Regions from separate parts of the Homo sapiens genome. Here region 2 is linked to region 1. Evidence: read pairs that join two places in POLR2A ChIA-PET (ENCODE). Cell type or tissue: CD4-positive, alpha-beta T cell. All regions are shown on one strand.

Region 1 (8,000 bases):
CAGTTATGCAGCCAATGATGAGATACTCTGGTAAATAACCCTCTTGGTCTCAATTTCTTCACCCGTAAATAGAATGAGTACTAAAAAACCACCAGAGCCAGAGAAATCCAAACTACCAGGGAAAGGGAGGGGCCCACTGAGAACCACCCCAGCAACCCGACCACAGCTGGTCTTCCCTGGACACCATGAACCACAATGTCCAAACCTCTTCACTCCTGCCAACATCGGCCATCCCCCTAACTATGAGATGCTCAAGGAGGAGCAAGAGGTGGCTGTGCTGGGGGCACCCCACAACCCTGCTCCCCCAATGTCCACCGTGATCCCCATCCACAGCGAGAACTCCGTGCCCGACCATGTCGTCTGGTCCCTGTTCAACACCCACTTCATGAACTCCTGCTGCCTGGGCTTCATAGCATTGGCCTACTCCGTGAAGTCTAGGGACAAGAAGATGGTTGGCGACCTGATCAGGGCCCAGGCCTATGCCTTTACCGCCAAGTGCCTGAACATCTGGGCCCTGATTGTGCGCATCATTACGACCATTCTGCTCAGCATCATCCCAGTGTTGATCTTTCAAGTCTATCAACAGATCAGGAGGCATTATCTAGGCCAGGAGCTCTGCCCGTGATCTGATTCCCATGTACTCCATCCACCCTCCATTCCTCGCCCTGCCCCCAGAGCCAAGTTCTCTATCAGCCGTTTATCCTCACACACTTTTCTACAATGGCATTCAATAAACTGCACGTGTTTCTGGTTTAAAAAAAAAAAAAAAACACCAGAGCCATTCCAACTCCAAATGCGTTTGACTCTACATTGTTGAACATCTACTATGTGCCAAGAACAGAACATAAGAAGAATTTAGGCTGGGTGTGCTGCCTCATGGCCTTAATTTCAATACTTTGGGAGGCCAAGGCAAGAGGAGTACTTGAGGGCAGAAGTTCAAAACCAGCCCGGGTAACAGTGAGACTGTCTCTACAAAAATTTTTTTAAATTGTAGGGCGCAGACACTTTGGGAGGCGAAGGCGGGCAGATCACTTGAGCTCAGGAGTTTGAGACCAACCTGGGCAACATGGTAAGACCCTGTCACTACTAAAAATACAAAAAATTAACCAGGCATGATGGCACACACATGTGGTCCCAAGCTACTCAGGAGGCTGAGGCAGAACTGCTTGAACTCGGGAGGTGGAGGTTAGAGTGAGCAGAAATTGCACCACGCACTGCAGCCTGGGTGACAAAGCGAGACGGTGTCTCAAAAAAAAAAAAAGAACTGCAGGGTGTGATGTTGCATGTGCCTGTGGTCCCAGCTACTCAGGAGGCTGAGGTGGGAGGATCACTTGAACCCAGGAGTTAAAGGCTGCAATAAGCCATGATCACAATACTGTACTCCAACCTGGGCAATACAGCAAGATCCCATCTCAAAAAATAAATACATAAAAACAGAAAATATTAAGACTTTAGTATCTCAGTTTTTTTGTTTGTTTGTTTGTTTGTTTGAGACGGAGTCTCGCTCTGTCGCCCAGCAGGCTGGAGTGCAGTGGCACCATCTCCGCTCACTGCAAGCTCTGCCTCCCGGGTTCACGCCATTCTCCTGCCTCAGCCTCCCAAGTAGCTGGGATTACAGGCGCCCGCCACCACGCCTGGCTAATTTTTTGTATTTTTAGTAGAGACAGGGTTTCCCCATGTTAGGCAGGACGGTCTCGATCTCCTGACCTCGTGATCCACCCGCCTCGGCCTTCCAAAGTGCTGGGATTACAGGCACGAGCCACCGCGCCCGGCCAGTATCTCAGTTTTTTTTTTTGTTTGTTTTTTTTTTTTTTTTGGAGACAGAGTCTCGTTCTGTCGCCCAGGCTGGAGTGCAGTGGCACAATCTTGGCTCACTGCAACCTCCACCTCCTGGGTTCAAGCGATTCCCCTGCCTCAGCCTCTCGAGTAGCTGGGACTACAGATGCGCACCACCATGCCCAGCTAATTTTTTCTATTTTAGTAGAGATGAGGTTTCACAATGTTGCCCAGGTTGGTCTCGATCTCCTGACCTCGTGATCCACCCGCCTCAGCCTCCCAAAGTGCTGGGATTATAGGCGTGAGCCACCGCGCCCAGCCAAGGAAGATATTCTTTCTCTTTTAATAGGTAAATAAACTAAGCCTGAGAGTGGCTGAGTAACTTGCCCATTCAAACATGTGACCAAGCAGTTAAGTGCCAACCATTCAAGAAATAGGGATACAATCAATAGTGAACAAAACAAAGTTCCTGCTTTCATAGAGCTTAAATTTTAGTTACTGAAGAGTGAACCATGGCCAGGCACGGTAGATCATGCCTGTAATCCCAGCACGTTGGGAGGCCCAGGTGGGCGGACCACCTGAGGTCAGGAGTTCAAGACCAGCCTGAACAACATGGCGAAAACCCCGTCTCTACTAAAAATATAAAAATTAGCTGGGCATGGTGGTGGGTGCCTGTAATCCCAACTATTCAGGAGGCTGAGGCAGGAGAATCACTTGAACACAGGAGGTGGAGGTTGCAGTGAGCCAAGATCGCACCATTGCACTCCAGCCTGGGCAACACAGCAAGACTCCGACTCAAAAAAAAAAAAAAAAAAAAAAAACAGTGAACCATGATTCCAGCTTAGACTGGAGTTGCCAGATAAAATACAAGATGCTCAGTTAAATTTCAACTTTAGATAAATAACTTTTTTCTATGCAATTTAATACACAATTATACTAAAAAACTGGTCAATGTTCATCAAAAATTCAAATTTAACTGAGTGTCCTGTATTTCTATTTGCCAAATCTGACAACCCTAGCTTAGATATAACCTCAAAACTCTTTCTCAATCCTTTTACTGCGTTTCTCTGGCTCTAAAGCAGTAACTTTTTTGACTATATCAATAAAAAATTACTTAAAAAAAAATTTTTGGCTAGGCACGGTGGCTCATCCCTGTAATCCCAGCATTTCTGGACACCAAGGTGGGTGGATCATCTGAGCTCCAGAGTTCAAGACTAGCCTGAACAACATGGCAAAACCTCATCTCTTCAAAAAATACAAAAATTAGCCAGGCATGGTAGCGTGCTCCTGTACTCCCAGCTACTCAGGAGGCTGAGGTGGGAGGATCGCTTGAGCCCAGGAAACAGAGGTTGCAGTGAGCCGAGACTGCACCACTACATTCTAGCCTTGGTGACAGAGACCCTGTCTCAAAAAAAAAAAAAAAAAAAAAAAAAAAAAAAAAATTCATTGAACTGTTGCTGCTCGTGGCAGAGCAGGACTAGTCCATAGGCAATGTGCCCAGAGTTGGCCAAAAATTACATTTTGAATTACAATGCGGTATATATACATTAACTCAAACCAAAGCTTAAAACAATTCTTGGCAGCTGGGTGCAGTGGCTCACACCTGTAATCCCAGCACTTTGGGAGTCGAGGTGGGCAGATTACGAGGTCAAGAGATCAAGACTATCCTGGCCAACATGGTGAAACCCCATCTCTACTAAAAATACAAAAATTAGGCCGGGCACAGGGGTTCATGCCTGTATCCCCAGCACTTTGGGAGGCCGAGGCAAGTGGATCACCTGAGGTCAGGAGTTCAAGACCAGCCTGACCAACATGGAGAAACCCCATCTCTACTAAAACTAAATACAAAATTAGCCAGGCATGGTGGAGCATGTCTGTAATCCCAGCTACTCAGGAGGCTGAGGTAGGAGAATCACTTGAACCCGGGAGGCAGATCGGGCCATTGCACTCCAGCCTCGGCAACTAAGAGCGAAACTCCATCTCAAAAACAATTATTTCAATAATGCAATGCATCCTAACACTTCTTATTCTTTTTCATTTTTCTAAAAATGCTTGTCATAATCCACTAATGTGTTTCACAATCTACTAAGGGGTCATGATCTGCAGATTGAAAAATACTTCTTTGGGAGATATAAAAAATCATTTAACCTGGTGTTATGAGTCACCATTATGAGCACATTAACTAACTACACTGTGCTATAAAACAGTAATGCCCTTAGGGCCTAAGATATACAGCTATAAACTTACAGTCAAAACTCCCAGGCCGGGAGTGGTGGCTCACGCCTGTAATCCCGGCACTTTGGGAGGCCTAGGCAGGTGGATCATCTGAGGTCAGGAGTTCAAGACCGGCCTGGCCAATATGGCAAAACCCCATCTCTACTAAAAATACAAAAATTATCCGGGTGTGGTGGCGGGCACCCGTAATCCCAGCTACTCAGGAGTCAGAGGCAGGAAAATCGCTAGAAGCTGGGAGGCAGAGGTTGCAGTGGGCCAAGATTGTACCATTGCACTCCAGCCTGGGCAACAGAACAAGATTCTATGTCAAAAAAAAAAAGCCAGGTGCGGTGGCTCACGCCTGTGGTCCCGGCACTTTGGGAGGCTGAAGCAGGCGGATCACCTGAGGTCAGGAGTTCGAGACCAGCCTGGCCAAAATGGGGAAACCCCGTCTCTACTAAAAATACAAAAATTAACCCGGTGTGTGACCAATATCTGTACTCCCAGCTACTCAGGAGTCAGGCAGGAGAACTGCTTGAACCTGGGAGGCGGAACTACAGTGAGCAGAGATGGCGCCATTGCACTCCAGCCTGGGTGACAAGAGCAAAACTCCATCTCAAAAAAAAAAAAAAAAAAAAAAAAAAAAACCTCCCAGAATGGTATACTTGTTGAGCTCTTGTGTCTGTTTTTTAGTAGTTCCCATTTTAGTAGTTCCCAGGCTCTTTGCTTTGTTTTTTTGAGATAAGGTCTCATTTTAACGCCCAGGCTGGAGTGCAGTGGTGCAATCATGGCTCACCTCGACATCCAGACTTAAGTGAACCACCTGCCTCAGCCTCCCAAGTAGCTGAGACTACAGAAGTGCACGACCATGACTGGCTAAATTTTTTGTATTAATATTTTTTGTTGAGATGGGGTTTCCCTGTGTTGCCCAGGCTGGACTTGAACTCCTGGGCTCAGGTAATCTGCCTGCTTCAGCCTCCCAAAGTGTTGGGATTACAGGTGTGAGCCACCATGCCCAGCCACCAGTCTTCCAAACTTTTTTTTTTTTTTTGAGACAGAGTCTCACTCTGCTCTGTGGCCCAGGCTGGGGCACAGTGGCACAATCTGAGCTCACTGCAACCTTCACCTCCCGGGTTCAAGCGATTCTCCTGCCTCAGCCTCCCAAGTAGCTGGGATTACAGGCGCCCGCCCAGCCCCAAGTCTGGTTTTTTTTTTTTTTTTTTTTTTTTAGACGGAGTCTCCCTCTGTCGTCAGTGCAGTGGCCCGATCTCGGCTCACTGCAACCTCTGCCTCCCGGGTTCAAGCAATTCTCCTGCCTCAGCCTCCCGAGTAGCTGGGACTACAGGCACACATCACCACGCCCATTTAATTTTTTTGTATTTTTAGTAGAGATGGGGTTTCACCCTGTTGGCCAGAATGGTCTCAATCTCTTGACCTTGTAATCCGCCCTCCTCAACCTCCCAAAGTGCTGGGATTACAGGGGTGAGCCACCACGCCCGGCCCTTTTTCTGTTTTTCAGTAGAGACAGGGTTTCACCATGTTGGCCAGACTGGTCTCGAACTCCTGACCTCAAGTGATCCACCCTCCTTGGCCTCCCAAAGTGCTGGGATTACAAGCGTGAGCCACCGCACCCAGCTAAGTCTTTCAACTTTCTATCACGCTACTGTTATTTCTCATTGCTGTTAATATATCTGCCTCTGAAAACATTGCTTTTCTACTTGCTGCCAATATGTACATCAGAAAAGAAAGCTAGATAGAATCATGTGTAAAGTAAAAGTTCTCAAAGAGGCCATAAAGAACTCTCCAGACCAGAGGCTAAAGCAGGAGGACAGTTTAAGCCCAGAAGTTGGAGGCCAGCCTGGGCAACATAACAAGACCCCCATTTCTACCAAAAAAAAAAAAAAAAAAAAGAACTCCCCTTTCTAAAATCTGCTCAAGCTTCAGTGAAAAGACATTTAGTCTTCAATTCCTGATTTCGAAATGTGTTTCAGGAATGAAAATAGTTAACTGCACAAAGTCCACAGCAAATGTTTATAAACCCGAAAAGAAAAATGCAGTACTTGTTTCAAAACCCGCCCTTTATAAAAAACTAAAATTATAATCAAGATTAATTCCACTTAGAAAAATTATTAAGAATATTTTAACATGACTTTAAAAAGCAATATGAAAAACGTCAATGAAAAATATTTGACCTGGCCAGCCACGGTGCCTCACACATGTAATTAAAGCACTTTGGGAAAACTAGGTGGGTGGATCATTTGAATTTAAGAGTTTGAGACCAGCCTGGGCAACATGGCTAAACCCTGTCTCTACAAAATATACAAAAGCCAGGCATGGTGGCATACACCTGTAGTTCCAGCTACTCGGGAGACTGAGGTAGGAGGACTGCTTGAGCCCAGGATGTTGAGGCTGCAGTGAGCCATGACCATACCACTATACTCCAACCTGGCCAACAGGGTAAGACTCAGTCTCAAAAAAAAGGAAATTTAAAAAAAAACTGATCATTGGCAACACTGTTCAATAAAGCCTCTCAAGGCAATGGTTTCAGGAGACCAACATTCTAAAGTTCTGATACAGTTAATAAAAATAAACCACGTTCACTTATATTGCCGACAAGCCTCATACCACAACTAATGAGTTTTACAAAGACTTCATTATAGAATGAAATTTTATTACATTCCCAAAATGTAGTTAGCTATTAATCATGGCACGAAACTGACATTTTCGGGCTGGACACAGTGGCTCACACCTGTAACACCAGCATGTTAGGAGGCCTAAGTGGGGTGGATCACTCGAGGCCATGAGTTCAAGATCAACATGGCAAAACTCCACATCTACTGAAAATACAAAAAAACTAGGCAGGCACTGTGGGGCGCACCAGTAGTTCCAACTACTTGGGAGGCTGAGGTGGGAGGATGGCTTGAACCCGGGAGACAGAGGTTGCAGTGAGCCGTATTTGCAACACTGCACTCCAGCCTTAGCAACAGAGCCAGATCCTATCACAAAAATAAATAAATAAATAAATAAATAAATAAATAAAACAAATTGACATTGTAAAGTCACTTGACACAACTTCAGGGTTAAAATTACAAGCAATCTATGTAAGAATCTTTAAATGTTAATGAGAATTTCAAATTTTCACATGAATGCAAACACAAATAATTACCAGCAAATAAAAAGTTAAGGTTGCCAGGCATGGGAGGCCAAGGCAGGTGGATCACTTGAGGCCAGAAGTTCCAGACCAGCCTGGCCAATATGGTGAAACCCCATCTCTACTAAAATACAAAAATTAGCCAGGCGAGATGGTGCGTGCCTGCAGTCCCAGCTACTCAGGAGGCTGAGGCAGAAAAATCGCTTTAACCTGGGAGGCAGAGGTTGCAATGAGCCGAGATCGCACCACTGCACTCCAGCCTAGGTGACAGAGCGAGACTCCGTCTCGGAAAAAAAAGAAAAAAAAAAAGTTAAGGTTAACAGCTGTGACAAGTTTTCATAAACAACCCAGACTCATAAAAAAAATACCAAACCAGGCCGGACGCGGTGGCTCATGCCTATAATCCCAGCACTTTGGGAAGCCGAGGCGGGCAGATCAAGAGGTCGGGAGATTGAGACAATCCTGGCTAACACAGTGAAACCCCATCTCTACTTAAAATGCATAAAAAAAATTAGCCGGGCATGGTGGCGGGCGCATGTAGTCCCAGCTACTCGGGAGGCTGAGGCAGGAGAATGGCATGAACCTGGGAGGTGGAGCTTGCAGTGAGCTGAGATTGTGTCACCGCACTCTAGCCTGGGCGACAGAGCGAGATTTCTCAAAAAAAAAAAAAAAAAAAAAAAAAAAAAAAAACTAAACCAAACTGGTCACGGTGGCTCACACCTGTAATCCCAGCACTTTGGGAGGACGAGGCGGGTGGATCATCTAAGGTCAGGAGTTCGAGACCAGCCTGGCCAACATGATGAAACCCCATCTCTACTAAAAATACAAAAATTAGCCAGGCATGGTGGCACACAGCTGT
Region 2 (8,000 bases), 410 kb after region 1:
GTGACTATATGACTATAATCCTAACATTTTGGGAGGCCGAGGCAGGAGGACTGCTTGAGCCCAGGAGTTCAAGACCAGACTGGGAAACATGGTGAGACTCCATCTCTACAAATAAAATAAAAAATAAAAAAATTAGCTGGGCATGGTGACACACACTTGTGGTCTCAGCTACTTGGGAGTCTGAGGCAGGAGGATCACTTGAGCCCAGGAGGTCAAGGCTGCAGTGAGCCATGATTGCATCACTGCACTTCAGCCAGGGAAACAGAACAAGACCCTGTCTCAAAAAAAAAAAAAAAAAAAAAAATCTATTCCAAGTAGTTTAAAGACCTAAATGTGAAAGGACAAAAACTGTAAACCTTTTTTTTACATTCTATAGGAGAATGTCTTCAATTTTTGTTTAGGGAAAATTTTCCTAAACAAAACACAAAAAGTACTAAAAGAAATAATGAAAAAAATCAACCACATTAAAATGAAAAATTGAGTCTGTGTCAAGACACCATAAAGAAAGTAAAAAGACATACCACAAAATAGAAGATATTTGTAACACATATAACTGACAAAGGATCCAAACTGTGTTTTAAAAAAATTACTAAGTAGTAAGAAAAACTCAACAGAAAAACAGGCAAAAATATTTAACAAAAGAGGAAATCCAAATGGCCATAAACATATGCAAATATGCCCTACTTTATTAGTAATAAAGGAAATGAAAAATTAAAACCACAATAAGAAAATAATTACACACCCATGGCAAAAATTTTAAGTCTGATAACAGCAAGTATTAACGGGAACAAAAAGCAACAGGACACTTTATACACTGCTGGCACAACCAGTTGGAAAAGAGTTTGACATTAATTTAGGGGCAGTGGAAATCCTATGACAATTCTGATATTGGGCAAATATACTAGATAAGCTTATGCATTTGCGCACCAGAAAACATGTACAAGAATGCTTATAGCAGCATAATGTACAAGAATGCTTATACAATAATGCTTATGTACAAGAAAACATGTACAAGAATGCTTATAGCAGCATAAGCAGGTAAATAAATTTTAGTATATTCATACTACAGAATACCAGACATCAATGAAAATGAAATGAACTCATGCTCTATACAACGTGGATACATCTCACAAATAATATTGAGGGATAAAAGCAATTCATAAAACAATACGTACAAAAATACATATAGCATTATTCCAATTATATCAAGTTCAAAAACAAGCAAAACCAAATTGTTTAAACATACATACATTTCTGGTAAACCGTACATAAGAGTAAAAAAATGCTTATCACAAAAATCTGGATACTGATTATCTCTAGAGGTGAGAGGGAGAGCTGTGATTGGGAAGAACCTCAATAGGTATATGTCTGGAAGTACAGGTAATGTTCCATTTCTTGTCACTAGTGTTTGTTTATAATCATTCTTTAAATAGTACATACATGTTTCATGCATTCTAGTTCATGTCTGGTATATCTCACAATAAAAAAATACATTTACAAATTTTAAAGTCCTGGCCAAGCACTGTGGCTCAAGCCTGTAATGCCAGCACTTTGTGAGGCTGAGGCGGGAAGACTGAATGAAGCCAGGAGTTCCAGGCCAGCCTTGGCAACATAACAAGACCCCTGTCTCTACAAAATTAAAAATTAAAAAAAATAGCTGGCTATAGTGGCGTGCACCTGTAGTCCCAGCTATTCAGGAAGCTGAGGTGGCAGGATTGCTTGGGCCTAGCAGTTTGAGGCTACAGTAGGCTATGATCCTGTACTATGGCCTGAGTGGCACAGCAAAATCCTGTTATCTAAAAAAAAACAAAAACAAACAAACAAAAAAAACAAACAGAACAGATATTACCTAATATGAGAACTAATCTCCCCACATGTACAAAACAGAATTTTTCTCATCTCTTTCTCCCAAGCCCACCTATACAAGAGGATTTTTCTCATATATTTCTCCCAAACCAGAAAAAGAGGTAAGATGCTAATTAATATCTTGTTAATAGGGTTAGATGGTCAAGTTGCCTTGGCTAACAGAAACATAAAAAAGTGAAATAATATGTAATAAAACATTTAAAAGTATAAAGTATTTAATAAATATCAGCTATTATGTTAACCACATATGGCCTTTTCTCTGGGTAAGCTTGCTAAAATTCCAGTTGGATGGCACAGTCATAGATTCTACTGGCTTATGACCTATCATAAGTTTATAACTGTTAAGAGATTTAAAAATGTGAAATGGTGAAGTCAAGAAATATATAAAGAAAAATCTCTAAATTTAAAATGTTTTATTTGGGAAGCAAGAATTGCATTTCAGGGCATACACACAGACTGCGTGGTCTTGGACATGTCTGAAGAACAAAGAGATGACTGGGAGTTTTATTAGAAGGGAAATAGTACATGTTGTTTTGAAAGCAAGCTCACTGGCACCAAAGAAAGTTTTGGGAGTCGGCAAACTCTGATTAGTGAGTGACCGTGGTATGTAAAACTAGTCCTAAGAGACAGGGCAAGTCATTTTGGCAACTACAAGATCAAACTGGTCTCAGGGTTACATTGGACTATTTTAGTAGCTGGGCTTGTGAAAATATTAATTATTGGAGCAGGTGCTATGTGCTCTGAGAGCTTGTTCCCCTTGGCTTCTCGACTCCAATTTAGTTGGGTATGACAAGAATGATCCAATATGTATAATCAACTTTCACATAAATAATCCCTGGAGAAGAAAAGCAGCCATGCAGCTTTTGTGAGCAATAACATTCTGATCATTAATTCAAGAAATAGCCCTATGAGGCTGGGCGCAGTGGCTCATGCCTGTAATCCCCAGCACTTTGGGAGGCCGAGGCGAGCAGATCACCTGAGGTCAGGAGTTTGAGACCAGCCTGACCAATATGGTGAAACCCTGTCTCTACTAAAAATACAAAAAAATTAGCCAGGCATGGTGGCATATGCCTGTAGTCCCAGCTACTTGGGAGGCTGAGGCAGAAGAATCACTTGAATCCAGGAGATGGAGGTTGCAGTGAGCTGAGATCACACCACTGCACTCCAGCCTGAATGACAAAGCGAGACTCTCAGGAAAGGCAAAGGGGGAAAGGGGGAAAGGAAAGGAAAGGACCCTATGTATAGGGAGATGTTAAAACATATCAGAAGTCTTTGGCAGGGCAAAGGAGGACAAAACGAGGTGAGGTTTGCTTGCACTCAATTCTAATAACAGGAGATAAAGTTCAATCAATTATACAACAAAAATTAACTGAGTACCTATTATTGAAATCAAGAAAAATTCTACCCCTCCTATGTATAACAAGGCATTATTTTGAAGGAAATACAAAGAAATGTATAATATAGGTCATGCTCTTAAGAAAAATACAACCAGCCTAGTGCCTGGTAATAAAGAAAACCCAAAAAAGCATAAGATATGATCCTAAACATGAAAGCAAAAACTCTTAAAAAAAAACCCACATATATATACATTTGTATTTGTCCTTTTTTTTTACTTAGAAATTCAACTTTATTTACAAATGTTCTTCTATTTACAAAGAGGCCATTCTAGCTCTTTAAAAATATTGTAACTTGGCCGGGCGCGGTGACTCACGCCTGTAATCCCAGCACTTTGGGAGGCCAAGGCGGGTGGATCACGAGGTCAGGAGTTCAACACCAGCTTGACCAACATGGTGAAACCCCATTTCTACTAAAAATACAAAAATTAGCTGGGCATGCTGGCGCATGCCTGTAATCCCAGCTACTCGGGAGGCTGAGCCAGAATTGCTTGAACCGAGACCCTGGTGACAGAGGTTGCAGTGAGCTGAGACTGCACCACTGCACTCCAGCTTGGGCTACAGAGCGAGACTCCATCTCAAAAAAAAAATAAAATAAATTATATATACATATATATACACATGTATATAGTAACTAATAATTTTCACAAAAACCATTTACATTGTTTCAAACTTTCTGTTTAAAACTGTACTATGAGATGAGCAAACAATCCCACAAGATGATTTGAGACATAAAAAAATAAATAAAAGACAACCTATCCAGCATGAATGTCCTATTGACAAACACAATGAAGAATTAAGAATCACAACCCACAGTGTGCCACTTCACCAAGAAATGGAACTGTAAAGATTTTGGGGGAGGTAAATGCTTCACAACAGTCTTCTTGTGTAGTATAGTTTAATTGTGACTGTTTAGGACTGCTCTTGCAGGCTAATATTTATGCTGCTTTTTTTTGTTTAAAGTCATCACTGTAGAAAGGGTAGACTTTTGTAGATTTTTCTAACAATGAAAATATGTAGACACTGGTCTGGTCTCATCATTTAGTCCAATTAATAAAATAATAAATGCATTAAAAAAGTAAAACAAAATCATCATGTGACTAACACAATTCTCCTTGATATATCAGAGAGTATTACTCCTCAATAGTGTCTATAAATTTGAATTATTCATAGATGAAACAATATACAAACAAAATAATTAACCAAGGAGTTCAAAATAAAATCACTCAAATTACCTATTTATCATTTTATGTGTAGCAATTACTTTTTTAAAATCCTTTAAATTTTATCTAGAGATAAGCATTCACATCATGGCTAAGTCCCAAAGAACTTCAAAACTTTTTAAAAAAATTCATCCCTCAGAAATGAGAGATAGAAAAATAACTTTAAAAACAGAAACAACAGTCTTATGCACTCTTTTAACAATCTCAGCACAGAGCGAGCTACTATTAACAGTAAGCAAATATTCCAGTCCTGGAGAGTTACTGCCTCTCATGATCTGATTTTTTTTTCTTTTTTTTTTTTTTGAAATAGGGTCTCACTTTGTCACACAGGCTGGAGTGCAGTGGCCCGATCTTGGCTTACTGCAGTCTTACTTACTTACTTCCTGAGCCTCCCAGGCTCAAGTGATCCTCCCATCTCAGCCTTTATTCCAATAATGACCTAAATAATAACTTCTGCTAGCATCTCTTCTGAGTCTCCATTTCCTCTCCTGATATTCATCCAAATAATAAAAGTAACACAATTGCAATTGAGTTTACTATTATCAATGGCATTCTCATCACAGTTGTTACAGATTGAATACGGTTCATTAGCTGAGATTTAATTCCTGGCTCCTCCCCGAATCCACCAATTCTCTGGTCTATTCTCCAGCCAATGTTCTTGAGGAATTTCTCTTTGTGCAGCATGGCGATGGCACTGACACAGAGCAGGGCTGCCTGCAGCAGTCAGTACAAGGTAAAGGCCATGACCATCCAAGCTCCCGTGAGGTCCAACTGATTCCTCTCTGCTGCCACAAGGGACTTGGCGCCACCACGGCTGGTGCTTTCCTCTCTATCTGTCTTTAATTTAAACCACGGGCAGAATAACCAAGAGCTCTCCCTACTCAAGAGCATCTCTATTTTGTTTTAATTATAAATAGTAAGAAAAAAGAGTCACGTCCTAAGCCAAATTAGACCTTAACACCTTATATCTTTATAAAGTCCCAACCCACTGTTATGCCAGAAAGTCACCTTGGACAGTAGTTTTCAAACAAGAACAATTTTGCCCCAATCCCACCCTCACAGGGACATTCAGCAATTTTTTTATTTTTAAGAGATGGGGTCCTGTTCTGTCACCCAGGCTGGAGTGCAGTGATATGATCATAGCTCACTGCAGCCTTGAACTCCTGTGCTCAAGCAATCCCCACCTCAGCCTCCTGGGTAGCTAGAACTATAGGCACCTGCCACTACACCTGGACCATTTGGCATTGTTTGAAGAAATTTTTGGTTGTCACAACTAAAGAACAGAGGGTTTACTACTAGTATCCAGCTGGTAAAGGCTGCCAAACGTCCTAATGTACAGGACTACAAATAATTATCTAGCCCCAAATCTCAATAAAGCTGAGGTTGAGAAACCCTGCTTTCAGAGATAAAGCTTAGCTCTCTCTGTGTGTAAGTCATACTTTATTAACTTAATCACATCTGAACTCAAATTCCAGCAAAGGAAATAAACATTAGGAAAATCTGAATCACAAGATGTTTGACTTAAAATTACTTTGGCAGGCAATGACAATACAGTAGCAAGACTTTTACTTTCCAGTTTGACTTACACAGTCACAATCTACCACTGAAACTTCAAAATCCATTTTCATTGGACATTATATTTTGGTGGTTTAAAAGTGTATGGTGGAGAGGCTCTGGAACAAGACAAGGCTGCATTCAAATTCCAGCTCCAACACTTACTAGCTGTAAGAACTTAGGAAAGTCCCCTAACCTTACCAGGATTCAGTTTCCTTGTCTGCAATATCAGACTAATAATATCCATCTCAAAGTTTTTTAAGGATTAAATGAAAAATACACTGAAAGCACTGAGCAAATCTATCTAGAATAAATACTAAAAATTTTGTTTAGTTTGGAGAGCAATTATAATTAAGAGTATTGACTTTTAAAAATCCTTGCTCTTGGCCAGGCATGGTGGCTCACACCTATAATCCCAGCACTTTGGGAGGTCCAGGCAGGTGGATCAGGAGATCAGGAGTTCAAGATCAACCAGGCCAAGATGGTGAAACCCTGGCTGAGGCAGGAGAATTGCTTGAACCCAGGAGGCAAAGGTTGCAGTGAGCCGAGATTGCACCATCACACTCCAGCCTGGGCAACAAGAGCGAAACTCTGTCTCAAAAAAAAAAAAAAAAAAAAAATTAGCTGGATGCGGTGGCAGTTACCTGTAATCCCAGCTACTTGGGAGGCTGAGGCAGGAGAATCACTTGAACCTGGGCGGCAGACATTGTAGTGAGCCAAGATCGTGCCACTGCACTCCAGCCTCGGCGACACAGTGAGACTCCATCTCAAAAAAAAAAAAAAGAAAAAAAGAAAAAAGCAAAAAACCCCTGCTCTTCTATTTACTGTGTAACTTGAACAAATTATTTCCTGACTTTGAACCACAATTTCCTCTTTTGTGAAATGGGCCTAATACTATCCCTCTTATAGATTGATGAGGACCAATGAGATAAAGTATGTAAAGCACTCAGCATAGTTGGAAAATAGTAAGTGTTCAACATACAGAAGTTATTTTTATTATTAAAGTGGGCCCAATAAAACCCAATGGCATTTTCCACATATAAAAGCTCTCCCATACATGTCCTGACCTATGCTTTGTCTAATTTTGTGCTATTTGGTCTGGTTAAAGAATAGTTGTTATATTTCTCTTAAGATCTGTTTACTAAGCTAGAAAATACATCACTCTCCCTAGTACTCTGTTAATCAGGAAGGTTTTTAATTTGATCTTTTTGGTATGAATAGTTTAAATGTATTTTTACTCTGTTTTCACCATAAAATTGCAATTGCCTAGAAGGCCAGAGAAGCAAAATAAGTATGTTTCATATAGCAAAGTTTTTAAACTATCTCCTAGTCCCAGTAGCAATTTTACTAAAGTATCAAAATCAGAGAACTCACCTCTAGGCAAGCTCCTGCTATGCTTAGAGTGAATATTGGATTCAGACAACATTCTGTTTCCTTAGCCTTAGCAATTAATGCATACCAAAGAAATCCACATTTAATAGTTAATCTCAGGGCTGGGCGCGGTGGCTCACGCCTGTAATCCCAGCACTTTGGGAGGCCAAGGCAGGCGGATCATGAGATCAGGAGATCGAGACCATCCTGGCTAACACGGTGAAACCCTGTCTCTACCAAAAATACAAAAAATTAGCCGGACGTGGTGGCGGGTGCCTGTAGTCCCAGCTACTCGGGAGGCTGAGGCAGGAGAATGGCGTGAACTCGGGAGGTGGAGCTTGCAGTGAGCCGAGATCGCACCACTGCACTCCAGCCTGGGTGACAGAGCAAGACTCCGTCTCAAAAAAAAAAAAAAAATAGTTAATCTCTCAGAATTCAAAGTTATAGCTAAAATAATTACCTAGAAGAAAAGGGAGCCCTACTGACCATGCCAAAAATATCTCATTGTATCATCATGACAAATTTAAAAGTAATTCATAGAATTATTTCACCACTTACAGGTAACATCTGTTATTTGTTTCAGAGACTAGGT

What was found. ChIA-PET counts read pairs that join two places held together with the same protein. Peaks named below come from ENCODE experiments on the same cell type or tissue, not always from the same donor. Only the 100,000 strongest peaks of a DNase experiment are listed, where the experiment ranks them.
Region 2: POLR2A ChIA-PET joins it to region 1 with 6 read pairs; 2 of 35 experiments call an interaction of 5 or more read pairs at or near these places.

What each region holds. Positions count from the first base shown.
Region 1 is chr12:111,581,194-111,589,193 of GRCh38, forward strand. The region is part of intron 1 of ATXN2 (ataxin 2); the gene reads right to left. It also overlaps the pseudogene IFITM3P5. Among named protein-coding and RNA genes, the nearest start is that of ATXN2, 14 kb to the right of the region's middle. In CD4-positive, alpha-beta T cell, no CTCF peak of the experiment used is centred here; no DNase peak of the experiment used is centred here.
Region 2 is chr12:111,995,759-112,003,758 of GRCh38, forward strand. The region is part of intron 3 of TMEM116 (transmembrane protein 116); the gene reads right to left. It also overlaps the pseudogene LOC724085. Among named protein-coding and RNA genes, the nearest start is that of TMEM116, 13 kb to the right of the region's middle. In CD4-positive, alpha-beta T cell, no CTCF peak of the experiment used is centred here; DNase peaks (open chromatin) are centred at 5,263 and 6,763; H3K4me3 peaks cover 3,351 bases; H3K27ac peaks cover 4,466 bases.